Linked DNA regions of Mus musculus: all the other regions are linked to region 1. Evidence: chromatin loops called from intact Hi-C (ENCODE). Cell type or tissue: left cerebral cortex. All regions are shown on one strand. Region 1 overlaps Cadps2 (Ca2+-dependent activator protein for secretion 2). Region 2 holds the start of Cadps2 (Ca2+-dependent activator protein for secretion 2). Region 3 overlaps Iqub (IQ motif and ubiquitin domain containing).

Region 1 (8,000 bases):
CTTTCTACCATACATCATTCTAATGAACCCATCAGTGCTTTAATATACTAATGAACACAGAGCTCTCATGATCTAATAAGGACTGCCCCAATGCTTCATTTCTCACTCCTATTGTACTGGTCACCTAGTCTCTATTTTAGGAGCCTTTTTGGGAATATTACAAAATGAAGCCACGGCCATTTACCCCACAACTATTAGTGGCTAGGCAAATTTGAATGCTATATTTAAACATAGCTGCAGGATAAGGTTCCTAACTTCTAGAAATGATATGGAAAGTGACTCCGTAGGAAAGCATGCTCCAGAGGACAGATATATCCTGCTCACAACAACACAAGCTTTAAAAAACAAAACAACAAAGCTGATTCAAAGGAGAGCAAGCTGGGAGAAGAGGGATATGCTGAGGTGGAGAAGGGGTGGGGCAGGCCTCTGTAGAGATGGCCTTTTATAGGGACCTCATGGAAGAGAGAGTACATGAGGGTCAGCACTCTGCCGTCCCGGCAATGGCAAGGAGCTTTTGGAGCTTTAATCACAACAGCGCTAATCTCTCTCAGTAATTATTTTTATAAAATATTTATATCATAAAATTAGGATATTCAATTACATGAATGCCTTGGGTGCCATGGTAACAACAAAATAAAAGTCACTTAGCCATTAAATATTGAGTAAGCTGTTCAAGCTTATGGATGCCTCCTTAAGTGAAGAACTTAATAAAACTACAGGATAAAACAGAAAAATACTGAAGATGCCATTAAAAATCACGCTACTGGACTTGAGAACCTAGTGATCAACTATGTATCACACGAGTGGACAGATTTTAAAACATTTATAATTAACGTTCAGTGTTAATAATAACATATTCATGAAAATGGGAGAGAATTTAAGTGAATTTAAGTGAATTTAAGACCCAGGAGGGTCCCCACATGTTCAGTGGGGAAAGGGAGCGAGAAGTGGGGTAAGGGTTGTGGGATCAGGTGATCCAGATGGGGGCAGTTAGCAGGATGTCAAGTGAATAGGTAAAAAATTAAATTAAATGAAAACCACCAATCCTGTCTTTAGTGTCTAACAGTAGCAGTGCTATCCAGAACACTAGGAGCCTCCCTGCACTCCCCTAGTGTACTGCATGTAGTAGCTACTGCCTGTCTGCTGACATCGTGGCCAGTTCTACCATTGCCACTTTGCTGCTGAGAAAACCGATTTGCGAAGAGATTTATACATTTCCCAGAATTCTTAGGCTAACTGTAAGGCTCAGGTTCCTGAGACCAGAAGACATCTTAAACATTAACTGTCTACATACTCCAGGCTTACATCCAGGAATACGATCAGAACAGATTTCTCAGAATTTTAATAAACAGATCTTAATGAATTCTAACTAAGAGAATAAATACATTTTGAGTTAAAACTATATACTATATCACAAGATATTACAGAAAATCTACAGGAGCAAGAAGAGAAATTTCCACCACTAGTTTTGTTTGATTGTTCTGTTCTGTTCAGGGTAATATCCTTCTAAAGCTCATAGGTATCCATTCTTAATACTGAGAGTATAGTCAATTGAATAATACGATTTCAGAGTTTATATATAATAAAAACTTTTCATAGCCTTATAAAAGTTAATCTGCGTAACTCCTTTGCTTTACAAGAACTCAAATTCCCAAACTGTTCCCTTGTCCCCAGAGCCCTCTGTAGCCACTGTCCATCCCATGGACGTAGAATGAATTGAGCATGTACCTACAAGGATCAAAAGGACTTATACTGCATCATACATCTCTGGGACCAAGGAGCCTTCTGTCTTTTCTAGTCCACTGTCATCTTTCAAAAACAATGAAACTGAAGCCAAAAGATGATGTAGCAGCTTACATAAGCTAGTAACGGAACTGAGACCTGACCCCCAAGTGTACTGTATCCTGACCTAGTTTGGACCATACATAACTGGTATTGTATTGCCATCCATCTGGCCACCATGCAGACACACACACAAGATGCTTAATAAAAATAAATTCTATAGGCTTTCTACCTCTTCCACAATGCTTTGGCATTAAGTAAGCCCAAGACATTTATTGGACTGATAATTAATTATTCATGCTTTCAAACTTCCAGACATCATGTCAGTGTACACCACAAACTTTTTATTGTAAGGCTCCAATTTAGAAAATGAAAACAATTTCACTATAATTCTCTTTATTAGCTGTTTATAAAATTTAGTATCTACTCTTCCTCTATAAATCCACTTAACATCTCACATTAAGATGACATGTAACTATATACAAGTGCCTTTGAAAATAAAATAAAATGAGATTACATCCTTGTTTCATTATCCTTCTGAAAAGTAGTTAATATATCTGTGTGTCTATAAAAGGGCGTCTGAGAAAGGGATAATTATTAGTTGCATGAAACTGGTTATAATGCATGTCAAGTTCTTTCCCCTGAAAAATAATCTTAAATGAAATAATGAAAAGATGAAATTTGAGTCTAAGAGTAAACATTTATTGAAGGAGAGACCAGGAGAGCCATAACACATCAAAACCTTTGGCTTAATGATTGCCTTAGTGACCATTAAAGCTGCATCTAAAGGGTTTCTACCATTCCTATGTATTTGCTCCTAAATCTTAAAAATTGAAAATACTATTATTAATAATTTAATATGCAGAAGATGCTATGGACATTGAAGGTATCTGAGAAGAGAAACAGGTCATTGGCATATCCTCTCCATCACACTAATATGTGATAAATATGCTGTCTATTGAGGGCCACAGACTCTTTCCTTCTGTGGCTGTATATTGACAAGAAGTCAATCTGTTTGATAGTCTAGCAAACACTTGGCCAGAAGTTAAAGCAGTAGGGTATGCATGAAGTCAGAATAATCCAGACTAAGGTATTTGACCTGGGAAGGCAAAACACACACACACACACACACACACACACACACACACGAACGAAGGGAAATATGGCTGAACTATAATGGAACTTATAGAAATGTTATACTAAAAGTAGGATTATAATAAGAAATCAATTTCTTCTGGCAAATATCATACAGAAGAGTGATGCTTTCTGAAAGGTCTGGACCCACCAAGCAAATCTAGGCACTGTGCTGCTATCTTCCTAAGTAGCTGAAGGTTGCCCGTCTAAGTCAGATGTGGGCAACACCACTTTACCAGAAGACTTCTATCTCCCTTTGTGCAAATGTGATGCTTGCATGTTAAAGGTGTGCTGAAAGCTACATGCTGTGACATCCTGGGCTCAAAGCCTAAGGGCATCTCCTGTTAGGTAAGCATGGATGCTGGGCAGCCTGGAGTCCTGACAGGCATGGAATTAGAGCAGGGAAGGCTTTTATTCTCTTTTTCTGTCAGAAGCTGAGTTACTGCCTCCCGTGGACAGGGATGAGCCCACTGTCAGATACAGATTTATGATGTAAACTAAAGTGGACAATTTTATTTTTCACAATTTCAAAATATTGCAAACTATCTTGTACATTAGATAAATATCTAAGAAATCAATTATGATGCTGAACAAAGAGAAACTCTAGAACATATGGCTGAGGTTTTTACCTGGCTAATTATCAGGGATAAAAATCTTCTGTGGTTATATAACCAAGAGATTTCTATTTATTTTTATTAGAGAAGTGAGCAATAAGCTTTAACCAAACTTCTTTTTTTTTTAAATTTTTTATTAGATATTTTCTTCATTTACATTTCAAATGCTATCCCAAAAGTCCCCTATACCTTTCCCCTGCCCTGCTCCCCTACCCACTCACTCCCACTTCTTGGCCCTGGTGTTAACCTGTACTGGGGCATATAAAGTTTACAAGACCAAGGGGCCTCTCTTCCCAATGATGGCCCACTAGGCCATCTTCTGCTACATATGCAGCTAAAGACACGAGCTCCGGGGGTGGGGGTACTGGTTAGTTCATATTGTTGTTCCACCAATAGAGTTGCAGACCCCTTCAGCTCCTTAAGTGCTTTCTCTAGCTTCTCCATTGGGGGCCCTGTGTTCCACCCTATAGATGACTGTGAGCATCCACTTCTGTATTTGCCAGGCACTGGCATAGCCTCACAGGAGACAGCCATATCAGGGTCCTTTCAGCAAAATCTTGCTGGCATATGCAGTAGTGTCTGCGTTTTTATTTATTTTTTTATTATTTTTTAAATTAGGTATTTTCCTCATTTACATTTCCAATGCTATCCCAAAAGTCCCCCATACCTTCCCCCCACCCAATCCCCTACCCATCCACTCCCACTTTTTGGCCCTGGCGTTCCCCTGTACTGGGGCATATAAAGTTTGCAAGTCCAATGGGCCTCTCTCTTTCCAGTGATGGCGGGCTAGGCCATCTTTTGATACATATGCAGCTAGAGTCAAGAGCTCCGGGTACTTATTAGTTCATAATGTTGTTGCGTTTTTAACTAAACCTCTGACAGCTCACTGTTACAGTGCTTCTACATAAATCTGACAGGCAGTACAGTGGCCTTCTTCCTCCTTACTGAACGTAGCTTTACACTGTTACAGCCAGTCATGTCATTCACTAGTCCCATCTTACCTTACCTTTGTCTTTGTGAATAACCGGTGAACTAGGAAAGCCCTGTGCTTAAGCAAGGACGGAATTTCTGAGTTTCCAGTTAGTACTGCTGCTTCACCACTAGGCTATGCTAAAGTGACGTCCATTTGTTTGAGAACACTTAGACTCTCCAGCTATGTACAAAAGCGAAAAGGCCCGACTGAATGCTGACCACTGAAAATCTGGTGGATAATTCACTTCCCGTTTTGTCTTAGAGTAGTTGCTAGAATTAATTTCTATAAAAATAGTCCCCCAAAATACATGTACCCAGTATTTTTCTAATGATTCTTACAGAAATATCCAGTATGGCTTTAAAGAGGGGTGGCATAATTGGGCTTATTTTCTCCAAGTTAAAACACATGTCATTTGCACATAGTCCTGATTTAAGAAGGCAATAAAATGTAGCTACAGAGTGATTAGCTATCAGAATCAGGTACTTTAGGTCAGATATATTTTATTTTCTATATAAAAACCCACATACTTTTAAATATAGCATTTGAAAAACAAACATCACTTCCTATTTATAACTCCTTCTTTAATTCTCTATGAAGTACACAAATGCCATTTCCATTGCCTGTATTCATATTTATGTATACCCTTAACTGCACAGGGTAAGAGGTATATTCTTTGCAGACTCAAAGAAGACTAAACTTTATAGAATAGTTGGAGGTATACCTATGATGTAGATAATGCCACTGAAAAATACCCAATGAGGTGACTTGAGACATGGTACCAAAAGTAAACTGCTTGTGATGGTGTGCTCATAACCCCAGTGCTGGGGCGGGTGTAGACAGGCAGATCTCCAGAGACTGGTCAGTTAGTCTGCCTGACATGGAGAGTTCTAGGTCCAGTGAGAGACCTTGTCTTAAGCAAAACAAAACAACAAAGATCCTCCCTCCAAATCAACTAATCAACCAACCAGCCAAACAACCAACCAACCAACCAACCAACCAACCAATCAACCAAACCCAACCAAACTAAAACAAAGATCTTCCCTCCAAACCAACAAACTAGTCAACCAACCAAACCAAACCAAACCCCTCAAAACCCAACAATGGCAAGATAGAAAGCAACAGAGAAAACTTCTAACCTGACTTTGGCTTCCACATGTACACATAGGCACATGCACCTACATACACATGCATAACTATACCCTAATTAGGGCTGATCCATGAGCTGTCTAAATGAGATCAATAAAACAGAATGCATGGTAAGAGCCCTCACACACAAAGAAGAATTATTTGTTTCTATATTATTGAAAAGGGGGATAGGTATGAACCTATCAATACCAACACATCAGAGGATTCCTTTCAAAACATGACAACGCTCTGAAGGCAAAAAAAGCCTAAAACTCTCTAGCTATTGTTGAAGTCGTTTAACACGGTGCCATATTTTAAATGAATTAATTTCCAAGGCTGGCTTATCATTTGGTTGTATTATTCATTACTCATCTGTTAATTATCCAGTTTAGGATAACTTATTGAGAGGACACAACTCCATCTCAAGCAGATGCTGTGAACCCACTATATAAAATTGCATTAGTGTATGATCTAGGATGTAGGAGGGAAAAGGTTCAGTTCTCAGTTTCATTTTCAAATGTAATTGAGTAGAGTAAAATCCATGTAGGAAGCACCTTAGGAGATAATGTGTATAGTTAAGTTGTTGGTCAAATCTGATTTTTATGTATATAACTAGATGGAAGGAAAATATTTTGAATATTTAAATCTATTACCAAACAGGCACTTGAAGGAGCCATAGGAGATTCTCAAGAGTCTCCAACTGTTCCTGCTCATGGGGATCAACAGGTCTCACAACACTGCTGAACACTTTAAGGCTGCTTAGCTAATATTTCTCATATGAATATTAATTTTTTTACTGGCTCACTATTATGAAAAGTACTTTAATCTGGTAGATGAAAAGCATAAATATTTTCATTTCTAGAATTCATGCTATGAACTGCAGAGATATCTGAGGGGCCAGAAATGACTCCGAGTGCCTCCTCACAGTGGGAGGCACTGACTTATAAGACCAGGGCACAGAACACTCCTGGTTCCTTTGGCGATTCCCTGAGCTTTAAGAGTTAAACTTTCAAACTATGACATTATCCTCTTTATTTTCTCCCATCACTACCAAATTTGGGCAGACATTAATTGCAGAACCATTACGGAAATCTTGATTTAGTCAAATAAAAGAAATAAAAAAACAAAACCTTTTTTAAAATTTAGTTGTATATTTTATTTATTTACATTTCAAATGTTATCCCCTTTCCTGGTTTCCCGTCTGAAAAAACACCTGTCACATCGCTCCTCTCCCTGCTTCTATGAGGGTGCTCCCTCACCCACCCACTCCCACCTCCCCACCCTGGCATTCCTCTACACTGAGGCATCAAGCCTTCACAGGGCCTCTCCTCCCATTGATGCCCGACAAGGCCATTGCCACATATATGGCTGGAACCATGGGTTTCTCCATGTGTACTCTTTGGTTGGTGCTTTAGTCCCTGGGAACTCTGGGAGCTCTGGTTGGTTGATATTGCTGTTCTTCCTATGGGGTTGCAAATCCTTTTAGCTCCACAGTCAACAACTGGACTGAGCACAGCATCCTCAATGGAGGAGTTAGAAAAAACAAATTCGTATTTAATGTAAAGGAAAGACACCCCTATTCCACAGCTCCCTTACAATGCAGCTAGACTGAGCTCCCTGCTTTGAGTCTTTCTCCACTCGAAGGTTCTAGGGCACAGAGTGATTTCTTCTACTTGTGATCAGTGCTATAGAACTTGCTCATGTCTTACTTCATGTTCAGCCTTTGTCCCGGGCCTATTCAATCAGCTTCTGGACACGCTTATTTCTTATGGTATCATCCATGAAGAGAAAGAGATATACAGCAAAAAAAGAGAGAGAGAAGCATTCTAGTTCCTAGAACATGCTTCTCTCTCTCTTTTTTTATGTATGCTTTGATGTCTAATTTGAAACCCTGCTAGTCTCTAAGCACTTCAGATAAAGAGCGGTCTCTAGTCTCAGAGCTCTCCAGGCAAACTGCAGTGAACTTGTCACCACTAGCTAAAAGCCCTCTCAGAACTCTTGCCTTTGTAAGTGCTTGTCATATGACAGAAATGCCCTTCTTCCTCACTGGCCACCTGCTGACTTCCCCTTGACTTCAAATGTCAGATGTAGAGTGTGACTTCAACTAAGCTGCCCCAGATGAAACCAGCGATTATTCCCAACAGGTTCCCATTCCTACTTTATTGACTTTTTATTTATTTGTAATAATTTGCCACAATTATTTACACATGAGCGTACATCCCTTCCTTGCTTTTCATACAGGCGTATGATTTTGTCCCCTGGATGGATGCGGAGTTCTACAGTAAATCTCACAGGGACCAGGCAGCTGGACAAATTGAAGGCTTCTCAGTAGTGAGTTCCAGGATCTTCATCTATACTGAGTTGAATCACAA
Region 2 (8,000 bases), 350 kb after region 1:
AGACTTCTCTTCTATGTTGGCCAAAGTGCTCGTCACAGTTTCCCCAACCACGAAGGACCTCATTTGTTACCTTCCCCTCTAGGTTTTCAATGTTTTCTAAAAGTCTGACGAGCAATGATCTTATTAAATATATATAATTTGCTTCATTTTTTAAATGTGTTTTTCTAGCTATGACACTCATCCCTCCTCTAATCATCTAGAACCACCCAAGGGTTGTGATCATTGTTAGTTCTATAATGGTGTAAATACAATCAAAGCAATGAACACGGCGGGGTATCACACAGTGCTTCCTGCTGGAGCCATTCTGTGGTATCTGTTTTGTTATGGTGCACATGCATCCTACATGCAACCCTGCCTATGCCCAGTAAGGCAGTGAGGCCACCTGGTCCCGACCTCTGTCACGGAAACTAACCCAAGTCTGCTCCCAGGATACTCTGTGACTGCATCAATAATCACTGCCAGCCTAAGGAGCATCAACTGTTAGTCATCTGTGCTGAAGTGTGCCAGTCAAAACAACACAGGTATACATATTTTCACTAAACTGAGTTTAATACTATTTAATGTCTTCACATAGTAAATGAATGCAATCTCTTATTGGTTTGGTGGGCCACATTAGCTACGTGAAAACAAAAACAAAAACAAAAACAAATCAAAAAACTAAACAAGCCCTGTTTAGTTCTGGCTCCTAAAAGCCAAACAGCCCTAACAGTGAAAGCATTTGCCTACAAAACCGAGGCATGGCCTCCAGCTTCAGGCTCCTATCTCTGGGATGAATTTTCTTCAGTTACGGGATGAGGGCCCTTTCAGACCTCAATTTCTGATCCTCTGAGTTCTCAATGTTGGGAGAGGTGAGGAAGCGGTTAGAAATCAAACATTTTGCTGCCTGCCTGACTACTTGAGGCTCCAGAGTAAAAGTATACAATGGATTAGTGATTTTGCAATTATCATGGTACTTTCCTTTTATAAAACCCAACTGTATAATTCAAGACTTAAAGTAAGTTTTGGCATTAATTGTTGGCTTGTGCATCAAATGCACATGAATACAGTTAAATTCCCTTTTTATTTTTCCTAGGGGGAACCCTGGCTGCCAAGAATTGCTCCAGCTCCCTTCAGCAAGAAGTATGTCTTTAAAAAAAAAAAAGTAGAGGATCTTCTGAATGCGATAAACGCTTAGGCTCTTTGTTACAGAGCCTCCCCCATTAAAATATCAATCACTGAAGTTCATCTGATTGGGCTTGAGGCTCTCAAGATTTAAAAACAAAATCTTCTAAGCACTGCAAGTAATCTTGCATAGAGCGCATGCAGTGTTTCTCTCCTCTCCTGAAGTTGGGTTTATTTTAGTAATGTCAGAGTAACATTACATCAACAGTTTCCTCAGTAGCATTGTGAGTACACCTGCTTGCCAACTGAAATAATTTCTAGAGAAACAAACATTCTATTTAAACAGGAAGAGCCAGGAGAGTTACATTATTTGTAGAGCCACGGGAGAGGCCCCGTCCCTCACAGACTACAAGTAGGCACAGCAGAAATGAACCAGGAGCCAATGACTTTCTTCAAAGGGAGCCTAGAGGGAGCCTATTCCAAACACAAACAGCCTCTTGATTTTTACCAGATAATGATTTTTACATATTAATATACTGAAATATAAACTAAAATGTCATGTGTAAGATGAAACTAGATACTGGATGACACTCATATATTTTGTACAGACTCCTACCACAACATAAATATAAAACCCACACTCGGTTTAAGAACGAGTACTGAGGTTAGCATCTGCTGAACGGACAGAGCTGTTACACACTCTACACACGCAGCACATACGGATGGATGGCCCTGGGTAGGAGTGGAATCCCAGGCTCACCATACACCCCAAGAGACTCACCCTTCACCTGAAGGGTTGCAACTTCAGCCATGCCAAGTGGCTCTTACTGGGAAATGCTACCCTGACCCACTTCTCTCCGATAGCAAGAGGAGACTGCCTAGAGCTAGTTAGGTCTCTATCTGCCCACTGTCCTATGAGCTAGAAGGCTGGGCTACCTGAGGAGCTTCTGTGATTAGCCTTCAGTAGTAAAGAAATGTCCCCAAACCACTCAAGAGAATGATCGTTCCAGAATAGCTGCTCAGTTGGCTCTGATTTTGTGAAGTTGGGAAGAACACTTAAGAGCTATCCTCTTGGAAATTTTTATACAGTATCGTTCACCTCAGGCAAACTCACAGTTGTCCACCTCTCCCTAAACTCAAGATGTTGCATTCAGTAGCTACGCACAGCTTTTTTACATGTCGGACTTTAAAAAAAAGATGAAATATTGAACGAACAAACGTGAATAGGACGGTTTTGGTAGGATGCATGATGGGAAACTGCTTCCTCTGGTCTACAGTTTTATTTTAAAAGTCAATTCAAAAGGTTGCCAAATTTCTAAAAGAAAGGTCTCACATGCAGGAGTTACTATTTCAGGACAGTGATGAAGGACTGTATATGTAGGTATGCTCTGGGCAATCCCCACCCGCGCCACAAGCGGAAGGGACTGTTACAGATTTCTTCAGAGCATTTCAGGCTCAGTATTTATTCCACTAAAGGGTTTCCCTGACTATTAAGGGTTTCTATTCTACACATTTACCCAATTAAGGTGATTGAAGTTGTTCCTTTTGTGTATGGTACAGAATATCAGATTTCTGGGGTCCCGTTTTAAAACAACTAAGGGAGACATTTTATCTGACAGAACTTCTGTAAATCTTTAGGGAAGGAGCCATAAGCAAAGCATTAGCTAGTCCTTCACCTGTCATTAACAGTGGACTTCATTAAGCCTGCCATGGCCTAGAATTACTCATAGCCTCTCTGGATGCATAGCTTCCTCGCTGTTTGCATGTCATGCCCTGATTGTTTAGCCACACAGAAAACTTAGCAATATAACTTTGCTTTTAATTCACCAAGAAAATGTCTAGTCCCTTGCCCTAGTGGAGATTTCTCTGTTATGGGAAAGTATCCGTGTTCCACCTGCTTCATCTAGCTACACACTCAGTCTGTCTTAAGGGCAAAGCCCAGCTCATACACCCCACAGCAGCCCAAATTAAAGTTGTTGCGAGTTGTATTCTAACCCTGTCCCAACCTAATCTGCCCAGGTTTAATTACTGCAGGACCTGCAAGGTGGGATCAGCTGATCAGTCCATGTCTTGGGGATGGTGAGGTGCAGCTGCCAGCTCCTGCCAGTTCAGGCCAGCTCTGGTTAGCTCCGGCTGGGGTTAAAGACCTAAGCACTCCAACCTGTCCCAGACACCCCTCAAAGACCTACTAAAATAGTGTCCAGCCCTTCGCAGAAGGACGGCAGCAGGTGCCCTGAACTCTCCCAGGAGAAAGCCCCCGGGGGCGGGAGGATGAGAGGGGTAAGTGGCCGCGGGAGGCTCCCAGTCCCGCCGCCACTCACCTTCTGCTGCCTCCGGGCCATGTCGGTGGGCTGCTTGGCGTTGAATGGGTACGCGATGCACCTCACCACGAAGACGTAGAGCTGCAGGCGGATGCGCCGCTCCTGCTCCTCGTCCAGCTGCAGCTCGGGCTCATTTCGCCCCTCGCTGAGTACCGAGGGGCTCGGGCTCACGGGTCTGGCCGCTCCGCCGCCGCTGCCACCACCGGAGCGTCCCGGCGCGTCCCGCCGCCCTTCCCGAGCCGCGGCCGGCGGCGCTCGCTGGGAGACGCCCGGCGCCACCAACACCTCGCGGCTCTCCTCCTCCAGCCCCTCGTCCGACTCCTCCTCGCTGGAAGACGGGTCGAGCATGGTGCTGGCTGGGACGCCTGGGCTTGGCCCGCGATCCCTGGGGCTTCTCGCCGAGCGCAGCTGTCCCCGCGGGTCCGCGGGAACCTAGGTCGGTGCGCCGCGGCCGCAGAACGAAAGGGAAAGTGGCCCGGGCTTTCCGGACACGTCGAGTTCGGCGCCCGAGTGTTTGCCGCGGCCAGGACGCGGGGCGGGCGAGCGGAGCGGCGGGAGGCGAGAGGCGGAGTTAGCGCGGGGGCGCTCGGGGCGCCCGGGGACCGCGCGCCCAGCCTCGGGCGTCCAGCCCGCGCGCGCGCCCAGCCCCGCCGCCGACCCCCGCCGCCCGCGCAGGTGAGGAACCTGTGGCGCCTCCCGAGCAACACGTGGAACGGAATGTCGAGGAGCGGACGCGGGGACGCGAAGTGCGCGTGCGCGCGCCGCCGCGCCCGCCACCGCCTGGACCGGGCGGCGGGTGTGCCGGGCGCCCCGGAGCGCGCAGTTTGCAGAGGGCGGGTGATGCCGAGCCCAGACGAGCACAGACGACCCCGGGCCACCATGCACCCAGTAGTCCTGCAGGCTTTCTGTAGGGGTGGCGGCGGGATAGGGACGGGGAACAAACACAGTCTCCAAGAGAGAGCTCCGGACAGTGCTGGGACCTGATTTGTGAAACCTGAGTGCTGAAAAGTGGGACCGGCTGCCTTCCCCTCGAAGTATTATTCTTTCTAGGAGACTTGAAAAAAGTCTCTCTCCCTTCGTTGCAGTGGGACACTCTCCAAGAAGTCCAAATTGTAATCGTCACAGCACGGGCATTAAAAGAAAAGTTGGCGCAGCGGCCGGTCCGGTCCGGGGTGGGGTGGGGTCTTTTAAACTGGTAGGTATTCCTGTTGTTTCCGGCAAACCCGCGAGCAAATTAGATTTTACGTTTGAAAAATGAAACTCTGACAAACACAGCTCAGTTGTTTCCTATGTTGAGATAGAACTGACTCAAACAAAACAGGTTGTTTTGGGTGGACAGACATTCAACAAACACCCGAGAGAAGGCCGGTGTCCAGCATTGTTAGCTTATGACAGAGGCACAAGCGAGGGCACACAACACAAAGTCGCTCTCTTTCCTGGCCTCAAGTGGGCGTCTCATAGCGGCACCTGAAGGCTGAATTATCTGCGCCGATTTTCTCGATGCTAGAACTGCCTCGCAGTTTCTTTTGCCATTCTGTAACTTCTGTCCTGAGCTCAGACAGAAGGGGAAATGCACAAAACAGGCATTCAACACATGGAACAGTGTGCGGTGGCATTCCAGCAAGGAGGATGCAGATCTCCAGGGAATTAACAGGACAAATTAAGCACCCACCAGCCCTGAGCTTCTCTGTCCCAGGGCCAAGCCGCAGTTTAAACTTTTCCAGGCCATTTGGTGGTTAGATACACAAAAACACTTTCCTTCTGCATCTACTGATGCTGTCCCTCAATGGAGAAAAAAGAGGGCATTTACTCCTAGGGAGCCTTCTCCATTAGTTAATCCTTGATTTTGGTCCCTTAGTAATAAAAAATGTTTCATGCCTACTAGCTGATGGTCAATGGTAAGGAAAAAATATATATATATGTGTGTGTGTGTGTGTGTGTGTGTGTGTGTGTGTGTGTACATATATTAAAATTGATGTATTTGAAGACTTTTTGCAAAACTCTGTGAGAGTATTTATCCAAAGTGATTATCAAAGTAACCTCCTAAGGCAGATAGGTGACATTATTAACGACACTATTTTTTTTTATATTTTATTTTTGGAGGAGGGAGATTTTCGAGACAGGGTTTCTCTGTATAGCCCTGGCTGTCCTGGAACTCACTCTGTAGACCAGGCTGGCCTTGAACCCAGAAATCTGCCTGCCCCTGCCTCCCAAGTGCTGGGGTTAAAGGCATGCGCCACAACTGCCTGGTTAGGTGGCACTATTCTGATGATTGCCCTTTGTACCAGATTTTGCTCTAAACTCTACAAGCATTACCTCCACTATTTATTTTCAGTTCTACAGTACACATATGGAACCTGAGGCTACAGCACCAGCCCCTGATGGACTCCCCATGGGCTCTCATTTCTAGGAGCAGTCTTTTCTGTTGTAATTTCTCTTGATTGTAAATCAGTACATTAAAATGTAGTGTTGATTAAGCTGGGGATACAATTCTGAAAGGCATAAGAGTGCTGGTTTAATCAGTCGTTCCTTTCTTTACTTTCTTTCCAGAGTATCTTTCAGTTTTATTAGTCACTACTACTATTACTTGGTGTGACAGCTGAGTACTTTCTCTCCATTTGATGCTTATTTTTTTCCTGTGAAAAATTATTAGAACTCGAAGATCCCCAAGCTTTGGAGATCCCACAGAAAAGCATGTAGTAGTCTTTTCTCCAAGAAGATGAAAATAAAAGGCATAATTTAAATATTCAAAAACAAGTCAGAAAGGAAGGAAAAAGAGTAAAAGAACAAATGAAGGCACAGATTTCAGTCCATAAAATATTGTACAGGTAGAATCTATTGATAGGCAGTTATAGCTTAAGATTTATAAGATGAGTAAAATCTGGTGCTAGATTTTTGTGGTGGTTTGAATGAGAATGACCCCCCCCCCCCCGCCATCGGTCCATAAACTTGAATATTTTGTCTCCCGTTGGAACTATTTGAGAAGAATTAGGAAACTTGGCCTTGTTGGAGACAGTGTGAAATTGAGTATGGGCATTAAGGTATCAAAGGCTGATTCCCAACGTAGCTCTCTGTGTCTCCTGCTTATGGATCAGGATGCAAACTCTCAGCTACTGCTCCAGTGCCATGTCTGCTGGCAGCCATGTTTCCCGCCATGATGGCCACGGACTCACCCTCTGAACTGTAAGCCCCTAATAAACTCTTTCTTCTAGAAGTGGCCGTGGTCAGGGTGTCTCTTCACAGCAATAGAAAAATAGCTAAGCCAGCAAAGGAGTTCTATGTTGATGCTTTGATGGCTGTTTTGAAAAACCACAGACGTAGGGTGGACACATTGTCCCTTCCCTGGTTCTTGGGTTCTGTTTGAGAGGCATTCCCTGCTTTCCAGAGAAAGGTCATGAATTGGGCTGCCTGAGTAATTAAATAAATAAGGTTTCTAAAATGGGTAGATATGTAGCTGAAGCAAGCAAGCATATGCCTTGTTTTGTTTTCAGTGTAACTGCTATCACATTACAATTGACAAAAAAACAAACAAAGCTCAGGTAACCAACTCCTGATGGTGGAGCTCTGGGGCAGCTGGCAAACCTGCATGACTGGCCATCTGAACAGACTGTGAGCAGAGGCTCTTAGTGTTTGGAGCCACAATACTGAGGGTCTGAATGAGGCCAAATTATGTTAACGCATCTTAGATTGGTTCCTCCTACTAATATTACACAAACTACCTTGAGTTTCAAGATGTCAGTCACCTTAACTGGCTAAATCATTTGTTTCTGCTGGGCATGGTTGTGAGCTTCCTTCTTCCATACAGTCTGGTGTTGAGCATTACAGCACACTGCCCCTGGACTATGCCGGCTCCATTCTAGACATCTAAGAAATAAGAAAGAGGGAGAGCAGAGGAAGTCCCTGCATGGTGAATACCTGGGTGACCATGTGGTGTTAATGTGGGCACAGTCATGTTAAAGACTAATGTCTCTAATGGCAAAACCCTCCCTGGGAGATGTTAGAGCAGTGGCCAAGTCTTCCATATTCGGAGGCTGATATCATGTACAAAAATAATATCCACTGAAGCTTTTCCACCCATCCCAGGATGTTTATAGCCTGAAGAGTGCTTTCCTACAGACTGGCTTTGCCTCCATGCTAATCTTTCTGTATACTATAAACCCTGCCTCCCTGTTCAGCTGTATCCCATTCACTGGGATGCAATACACACACTGAGCTTCCGGGGAACCACAGCTTCTCCCATCAGAGAGCCTGTAAGTTAGAACCAAGGATTTCTCCGAGTCTCTGTGTTTGTCTTTTCTTCACTCTCACCCCTTGTCACATCTCCAAGAACCAAGCCATGCAAGGGCTTCAGTGACAAAGTATTTGCCTAACATATATAAAGACTGGGGTTTGATCTCTAGGAGAGTATTAAGTCAGACATACTAGTACATGACTGTAATTCCAGCACTCAAATGGAGGCACACAACTTCAAGATCACACTTGGGTACATAGGGAGTTTGACACCAACCAACATGGGCTACATGAAACCTTGTCTGCATGAATAAATGCATAAATATGTTATTTTTATTTTTTTAAAAA
Region 3 (8,000 bases), 980 kb after region 1:
CATGCTTCTTGGAGGTTCAGTCTCTGTGAGCCCCTATGGGCACAGGTTAGTTGATTCTGTAGGTTTTCTTATGTGTCCTTGATCTCTCTGTCTCCTCCCTTCCCCCAATACTTCCCTCTCTTCTTCTACAAGACTCCCTGGGCTCTACCCAACACTTGCTTGTGGGTCTCTGATCTGCCTTCATTAGCTGCTGGGCAAAGCCTCCCTGAGGACAGTTATGCTAAAGGTCCTGTCTGCAAGCAGAGCAGAATATCTTTAATAGTGTCAGGGGTTGGTGGCTGTTGATTGCTGTTGGTCTCGGTTTGTTAAGTGTTGTGCACAAAGAAGAAACAACTAGAAGAATTAATTAGATATCCTGACGGTAAAGATCAAACTTGCCCCCAAGGAACATGATGACCCTAATCATCAAGATGTAGTCTAAAGATGTCACCCTTTTTTCTCTATTCTTTCTTCTCTCCTCTCTAATGTTAGGGAGTTGAAGGGTAGAAGAGTAGAGAAGGGTGGGGGTGGGGGGAAGAACTCACAAAGCAGACAAAGTGCAACTACAGTGTCCATCTGAGCATGATGCCACAAGTCTAATAATTCCAACATTTGGGAGGTGGAGACAGGAGAGACAAGAGTTCGAGTCCAGTTTCTGCATAGTGAGTTGGAGACCAGCCTGAGCTACATGAAGATTCTCTCAAAACCACAAGAACTGTATCTGGGCACAGCATAGATAAGACCATTTTGGGGGTTGTCATTACTCTCTAAACAAGTCAGTACAGCAATAAATTATTTGCACAGTATTTGTAATGGATTTTGTGTTTAAAAGAAAAGAAAGTCACCTAGAGCTAAGAATCTAGCTCAGTGGTAGAGTGCTTACCTAGAAAGCATATAGCCTAGCTTCAGTCCCCAGTTCTTTACAAAGAAAAAGGGAATGTGCAGACAAAAAAAAAATCTGCACAGGGATGTAAATACATTGGAAGCCAATATAGTGTCCTTTTATACACGACTGGAGCAACACTGGAACTAGTATCCGCAGGCTCTGGGCACCAATCTGTTGTACATATGAGGGACGACTGCCTTAGCAGCACTGTGATCACTACCACACAGGTGTCACCAAAAGTTCTCATTCTCCATTAACAAATGTGGCATAGCACCCAGCCTAGTGTACATCCTGAATTGAGGGGTGAAAGGTGGGGTACCTTTGCCCTAACGCTCATCAAAGAATTCCCAGGATAACAGGTCAGAAACACAGTACAGGGTCTGGGCTGTGTGATGAATGCAGAGCCAGGGTGGCTTTACGTTTTGTTTTCAGTACATCCTGACCACAGCCTCCCCTCCTTCCACTCCTCCCAGTCCTCCCACCCCCACTTCCCCTCTTCCCTCTTCCTCCTCCCCCTCCTCATCCTCATCTTCCATTTCCCTTTACAAAGAGCAGGCCTCCCAGGGACATCCACTGAACATAGCATAACAAGATACAATAAGACACAGCACAAACCCTCAAATCAAGGCTGGGCTGGGCAACCCAGTAGCCACAGACACCAACTAAGTAGGGAAGACTCTTACAGGCTCACAAACACTGAAGCAGCATAGGTCAGAGCTAGGTCCCCTCCATATATGATATGGTTGTTAGCTTGATGTTTCTGTGGGACTCTTAACAGTGGGAATGTGGGCATCTCTGATTCTTTCATCTGCTCTTGGGAGCCTTTCCTTACAGAATGGCTTTTAAGGATAGCCCGCTGTGCTTAGCACTAATATGTCTCCTCCTATCAAGACTTTAAGAGCAGAGGATTCAGCTAGATATCTCTCAGGAATAGCTAACTATTTTGTTTTCTCTTTTACTTTAGAGTAAAAAAGCTGCTTTGTTTCTTTGCCTGATTACAGTCCTTCAGAAACAAGCCTATGTTGATCACAATTACTGGTTTTTCAGATATTGGATGTTTTTTGTGGGCTAATTAGTCATTGCTTTGGGGTCCTTGTATCCTGATTTATGCCATAATTGCAACCATTTAAATCTTAGATGTGGTTTAATTTTCAATTTAAGTGGAATTCTCTGTGTGTTTGAGCAAATTATTAGAAATTCGTAATGATACCACACTGCATTTAGAATGACAGTTTATAAAGAAGATTTTTAGTTAACGGCATCAATTTACCTCCATTGTTTGCATGTTAGACTGAAAAATGCAAGGTCACCCCTTACAATTATGTTTGATACTTTTTCAAAACAACAGTATCATTAAAGTTATAGACAAAAGAAAAGTTGCTTACAGCTAGTAACCTCTAGTAGAAGCTTCAGATTCTTAGTTTAAATTTTGATCTGGCAAATACTGTAGGACTAACACTGGTTTATAATGTCAGATCAGAAACAGGGCAATAGGTAACATTAGTTAGAGAGCTGATAGGCTAGAGTTGAGCTGGCTGAAGAGCTATAAAAAATAAAACGGGTTAGTAATAAGATACGTTATTTGTTATCACTTACACATAATGCAACTGAAAGAGTCTTACATTGAGTATTTTGCTCAACTACAATGCTTGTTTCAATGCTCATTTCTAAAGATTTAAAGAATAATTAGGATAGATTTCATACTGTAATATCCTCTAGCCTAACTAATAGCTTAATCTCCATATGCTAATTTCCACAGCAGGGTTCTATAAAATACAATTTCTTTTCTACCACTTGTAAGGACAGCATCTTTTACTCTGCAGGCTGGTAACCTATTTCATTTGTAATAATCCTTCTAACAACACGTTTCTGAAATGTCTGCTTTATCTAATTTATTGGATGTTGGCAGTCGGTGCACTGTGTAATTCCACTTCCAAATGAGTGCTTATCATGCTCACTGGCTTTTATGGTTCTATTGGATACAAGATGCTATAGCAGTGTTTTAGGCTCTTTCAAATGTACGTCCAAACCCTGCTGACATTTTAAATCTGAACTCCATCTTTACATTTCCCAAGAAATATTCTCTAGTACTATAGCTGGGACCCATAGCATTGCTCCCATTTAAAATCCTTTTACAGTTGTAAACGCCCAAACGTGTGCACACACATGGGCACATGAGCACACAGGTCTTGTATCTGTAATTCAGCAACCTAAGTCAAAGGAAGTTGGATCTCAACAATGTTAGGCTTTCAAATTTTATTTTCCTGAAAGGTTATAAAGGGTAAATTTCACATGTAATTGTGTATATTTCACAGGGTCTACAGTGCTCATCCATTCATCTAACAAATATTTACTGTATCTACTATACATTAGATATACTGTATAGTGGGCCCTGCATAAACAAAAGGCCATCTTGATGGCAAAAGTGTTCAAGTCTCATGGGCTATAAAGGTAAAAAAATAACTCATTGAAATAGATGGTGAGCATGCTTGATGCTTCAGACAGACAGTGAAGGTGGCGCTGTCTATCAAGCACTTGACTTGACTCCTCAGAAGAAAGCTTTGCCTACGATGAAACTAAGAGAATAAACAGGAGTTAGCCAGATTCAAGAGAACTGAATGATATAATCACATAATCCTACATAGGAAGTTCCAGTTTCCAAGAGCTGGCACAAAGAAGATATATATAAATCTGTTCAGCAAAGCTGTTTTTATCTTTGGCTGTCCTTCTGCCAACACTGATAACTTCATCTTCAAGTACAGGCTTCTTTGATTTCAGGCAGGCCTTAAGGGTTTTTTTTTTTTTTTTTTTACCTCCTCTGATGAGGGAAAATGTCAACTTTGCTTATTTCCCTTCCCCAGTTCCTTTTTCTTTGAATGCTTTGGCTATAATAAGAGATGTACAACAATCATGGTCTTAAATGGCTTCAGAAATGGTAGCGTAATAAATTCCACTTAGCTGCCAACAAATGAGGCAGCAGAGGCTGTGGAGCAGAGCAACTGAAGAACAGCAGGACAGACTGGAGGGTGGGGAGATGACAAAGGCTTCCAAAGCAGCAGGCCTCCCCAGGAGAAGAAAAAATGGCTGCACTGGGAGAATAGCTCTTTTCTTCTTCCTGAATTAATTCTCAGGTCCCCAAGGGTACAAATGAAGCATAAAGTTAGGCCCCCCAAAAGCCATTGGGTAGTGATCAACTTTTCTTTTATACAGCAACAGGGTTTTATTCATCCACAATGACCCCCTGTTAAATGCACAGCTCAGAGAGAGAGAGAGAGAGAGAGAGAGAGAGAGAGAGAGAGAGAGAGAGAGAGAGAGAGAGAGAGATAGGCAGATGCATTTTCTATCCCATTAGCTAGCTGTTGGCCACCAGAGCATGGAGAAAGCATGTACACAGCACAGCTCACAGAAATTGCAGGTTTCTTAAGCTTGTGACTGTGAGAAATGATGTATGAAAAAAAAAGGGGGGGAGGACAGGGATGAACAGCCTCAACTCTAGGGATGAGCTCTTGCAGAAATGCAAATGATGTCTTTATATAGTTTGCTAAAATGCACCCCAAACATTAAAACCAGAAGGCAACTGCTGACCTTCCGTTTAGATGTCATAACCTGAATTCCCTTAAGTCAGTATACCTGCCAGTTCTAAATGTTTGATAACCTTCAGAAGTCAATGTTAAATTACAAGTTAATTAATGTTTTCAAAAATCCTCAGAGTGAACTTTTTTATCATTATTAAGAATTAGAACTTGAGACTATGCTGGGGCCTAACAAACACAGAAGTGGGTGCTCACAGTCAGCTATTGGATGGAACACAGGGCCCCCAATGGAGGAGCTAGAGAAAGTACCCAAGGAGCTGAAGGGATCTGCAATCCTATAGGTGGAACAACAATATGAACTAACCAATACCACCCCCACCCCCGAGCTCATGTCTCTAGCTGCATATGAATCAGAAGATGGCCTAGTCGGCCATCAGTGGAAAGAGAGGCCCCTTGCTTGGTCTTGCAAACTTTATATGCCTCAGTACAGGGGAACACCAGGGCCAAGAAGTGGGAGTGGGTGGGTAGGGGAGTGGGGGGCAAGGGTCTGGGGGACTTTTGGGAGAGCATTGGAAATGTAAATGGAATAAATACCCAATTAAAAAAAAGAATTAGAACTGTAGGGACCATTTGTTCAATTTCTAGATTTCCCCAACAAAAACATGTCCGTCACTATTCAGAGAAATCATATGTTCAGTATAAGATTTTTAAAGAATGTGGTTTCAATAAATCCCACAGCTGGAGTAAATGAGCTTAAACTGAAACTAAATATAGATGTTTATTCTCCTAAGTTATTCCTAAATGATAACAAAAGTAAAATATTGCTTTAAATATCTGTCTACTTTACAGTGCTGCTGCTGATAAATGTAGCATTGTGACTCTGCTTGTTTGTTAAATTTAGCATCTAAGATAAAGTGACTGTGACCTTTGCTGTGACCTTGACTGTGACCTTGACTGACTTTTGGGATTAACTATAAGCTGTTTTATCAGCAATCTAAAGAGTCCTGTACAACATTGCGTTGCTTCAACATTTAGGGAATGAACTGCAAGTCCTTGATGTTAGTGACGAGGGCCGGCATGAGCAGGAGCACGAACAGAATGGACAGACATGCCTAGCATAAGTAATTCCTACTAAAGCCTCAGTCATCCACCTTTTTATCTAGATATTTAGTACAGCTTTGTATAAAAAAACATACTTTAGAGGACCCTGCATTAGAGTGGTGACAAGGTTGTCAGCTTGACTAGTTCAGAATACAAGAACACTAAGTCCGTTGTTGCTCTGCTTTCTCCTGACCTTACAACTTTACACACACACACACACTCACACACTTACACATACATACACACATACACACACACACACACACACACACACACACACACTCACACACTTACACATACATACACACACACACACACACTCACACACACACACTCACACACACACACAAGCACTTGGTATTTAATGTTTTATTTTCTTAATAGTAAAGTCAAATGAACACCCTCCCTGCCTTCCAGCTGTCTCCTCAGTCTACTTCATTGCCCCAGCCTTACCACCATGCCCCTGTTACAGGGCAGATCTCTGCACATTCCGAGTCCTTCAAGGCCTTGGATTCCACTCCTTATGAAGTATTTAGAATTCAAAACCAGATCTTCCTCATAGAAATTCTCTTTAACAATATCTCTCCATCTCATCTTTACTTTGGATGACACTCATGTAAGAATTTTCTTAGCATGTCATACTTCATTGAGAAAGGATGATGATATCGATCAACTCTAGAGTCAGTTTCATATTTGGGCTTTGCTCCATTGATGGACTCTACACATATATAATTTCCAACACTGCTTACAGGCATGGAAAACCACAGCTCCTAGACATAAAGCAGGTGCAAGATGAGCACCTTGTGGAGACTATAAATTCAGTTCAAATTATGACTGTGAAAAATACTGTCCTAGTTGTTATCCTATTGCTGTGAAGAGATACTGTGGCCAAGGTAACGCTTATAAAAGCGAGCATGTCATTGTAGGTTTACTTAGTTTCCGAGGTTTCAGTCCATCATCACTATGGTTGGCAGTGTGGGAGCAGGCATGAAAGGCATGATGCTGGAAAAGTATCTGAGAGCTATCCTGATCTTCAAGCAGAGAGGCAGAGAGACTGGGCCTAGCATGGGCTTTTTTAAACCCAAAGCCCATGACACACTTTCTCCAATGAGGTCATACATCCTAATCTTTCTAATCATATCAAAGAGTTCCACTCCCTGATGACTAGACATCCAAATATTTGAGCCTATGGGACCATTGTTATCCAAACTACCCCAAATAAGTCTTTTCTAGAACGATACTATTTGAGAATTTTAACAATGGCAGTTACATGACTTGTTCTATATTTGGATTATGAAATCCATACCATTATTGTCTGTCCATATTTTCCTGTCTTCCTTCATAAACAAGCATTGATAATCTTTGTAAGGAATGTGTAAGGGTATGAGGACTTAGAGATAAAACATATCTCTCACCTTAACAATATCATGATTGGCCAGATGTGTATGCTCCACAAGCAGAGGCAATTGGATGTCTGTGACTTTGAGGTCAGCCTGGTCTACACAATGAAGTGCAAGGTCATCCCAAGGCTACATAGTAAGTCCCTGTCTTAAAAGAAAAATCTCAAAAGTCTATCACAAGCTACACATTTTGAAGGGCTATCCTAACCTGTTTCTTTCTTTCTTTTTTTTTTAATTAGGTATTTTCCTCGTTTACATTTTCAATGCTATCCCAAAGGTTCCCCATACCCACCCCCCCCAATCCCCTACCCACCCACTCCCCCTTTTTGGCCCTGCCGTTCCCCTGTACTGGGGCATATAAAGTTTGCAAGTCCAATGGGCCTCTCTTTGCAGTGATGGCCGACTAGGCCACCTTTTGATACATATGCAGCTAAAGACAAGAGCTCCCCGGTACTGGTTAGTTCATATTGTTGTTCCACCTATAACCTGTTTCTTAAGTAAATAAAACATTAAATACAAAATGTGTGTGTGTGTTGTGTGTATGTGAGTGAGTAAAAGGTTGTAAGGGCATATTATGATATATTATATACAGTAAAATTAAGCTATGATACCCTTTCAAGGTTTTTCTTTAGAGACAGGGTCTTAATATGTATCCTTGTTTGGCCTACACCTCATTATGTAGACCAGGTTACATTAGATACAATAATAAATTACTGCATATAAAGTCAGAGAAGAGAATGAGTCCCATTAGAGCAATGAGTGCAATTTCAGAAAAGGGGGGTGTATTAGTTAGGGTTTTACTGCTGTGAACAGACACCATGACCAAGGCAAGTCTTATAAAAACAAAACAAAACAAAACAACATTTACTTGGGGCTGGCTTACAGGTTCAGAGAGGTTCAGTCCATTATCATCAAGATGGGAGCATGGCAGTATCCAGGCAGGCATGGCTCAGGCAAAGCTGAGAGTTCTACATCTTCATCCAAAGGCTGCTGGTGGAAGACTGACTTCCAGACACCTAGGGTGAGAGTATTAAGCCCACACCCACAGTGACACACCTACTCCAACCAGGTCACATCTATTCCAACAAGGCCACACCTCCA

What was found. Hi-C counts contacts between places; a loop is a spot of excess contacts. Peaks named below come from ENCODE experiments on the same cell type or tissue, not always from the same donor. Only the 100,000 strongest peaks of a DNase experiment are listed, where the experiment ranks them.
Region 2: it touches region 1 in a loop (3-fold over the local background); 3 of 42 quality-filtered maps call a loop at or near these places.
Region 3: it touches region 1 in a loop (2.9-fold over the local background); 3 of 42 quality-filtered maps call a loop at or near these places.

Annotation. Positions count from the first base shown.
Region 1 is chr6:23,487,392-23,495,391 of GRCm38, forward strand. The region is part of intron 8 of Cadps2 (Ca2+-dependent activator protein for secretion 2); the gene reads right to left. Among named protein-coding and RNA genes, the nearest start is that of Gm38775, 80 kb to the right of the region's middle. In left cerebral cortex, a CTCF peak has its summit at 4,636; a DNase peak (open chromatin) is centred at 4,638.
Region 2 is chr6:23,835,368-23,843,367 of GRCm38, forward strand. It overlaps Cadps2 (Ca2+-dependent activator protein for secretion 2), which reads right to left and starts at 4,054. Exons shown (of 30, transcript NM_153163.4): 1 at 3,423-4,054. The coding sequence starts at 3,770. In left cerebral cortex, a CTCF peak has its summit at 4,858; DNase peaks (open chromatin) are centred at 1,518, 2,170, 2,448, 3,227 and 4 more places; H3K4me3 peaks cover 4,252 bases; H3K27ac peaks cover 2,102 bases.
Region 3 is chr6:24,466,780-24,474,779 of GRCm38, forward strand. The region is part of intron 8 of Iqub (IQ motif and ubiquitin domain containing); the gene reads right to left. Among named protein-coding and RNA genes, the nearest start is that of Iqub, 44 kb to the right of the region's middle. In left cerebral cortex, no CTCF peak of the experiment used is centred here; DNase peaks (open chromatin) are centred at 3,588, 3,849 and 4,289; H3K27ac peaks cover 1,852 bases.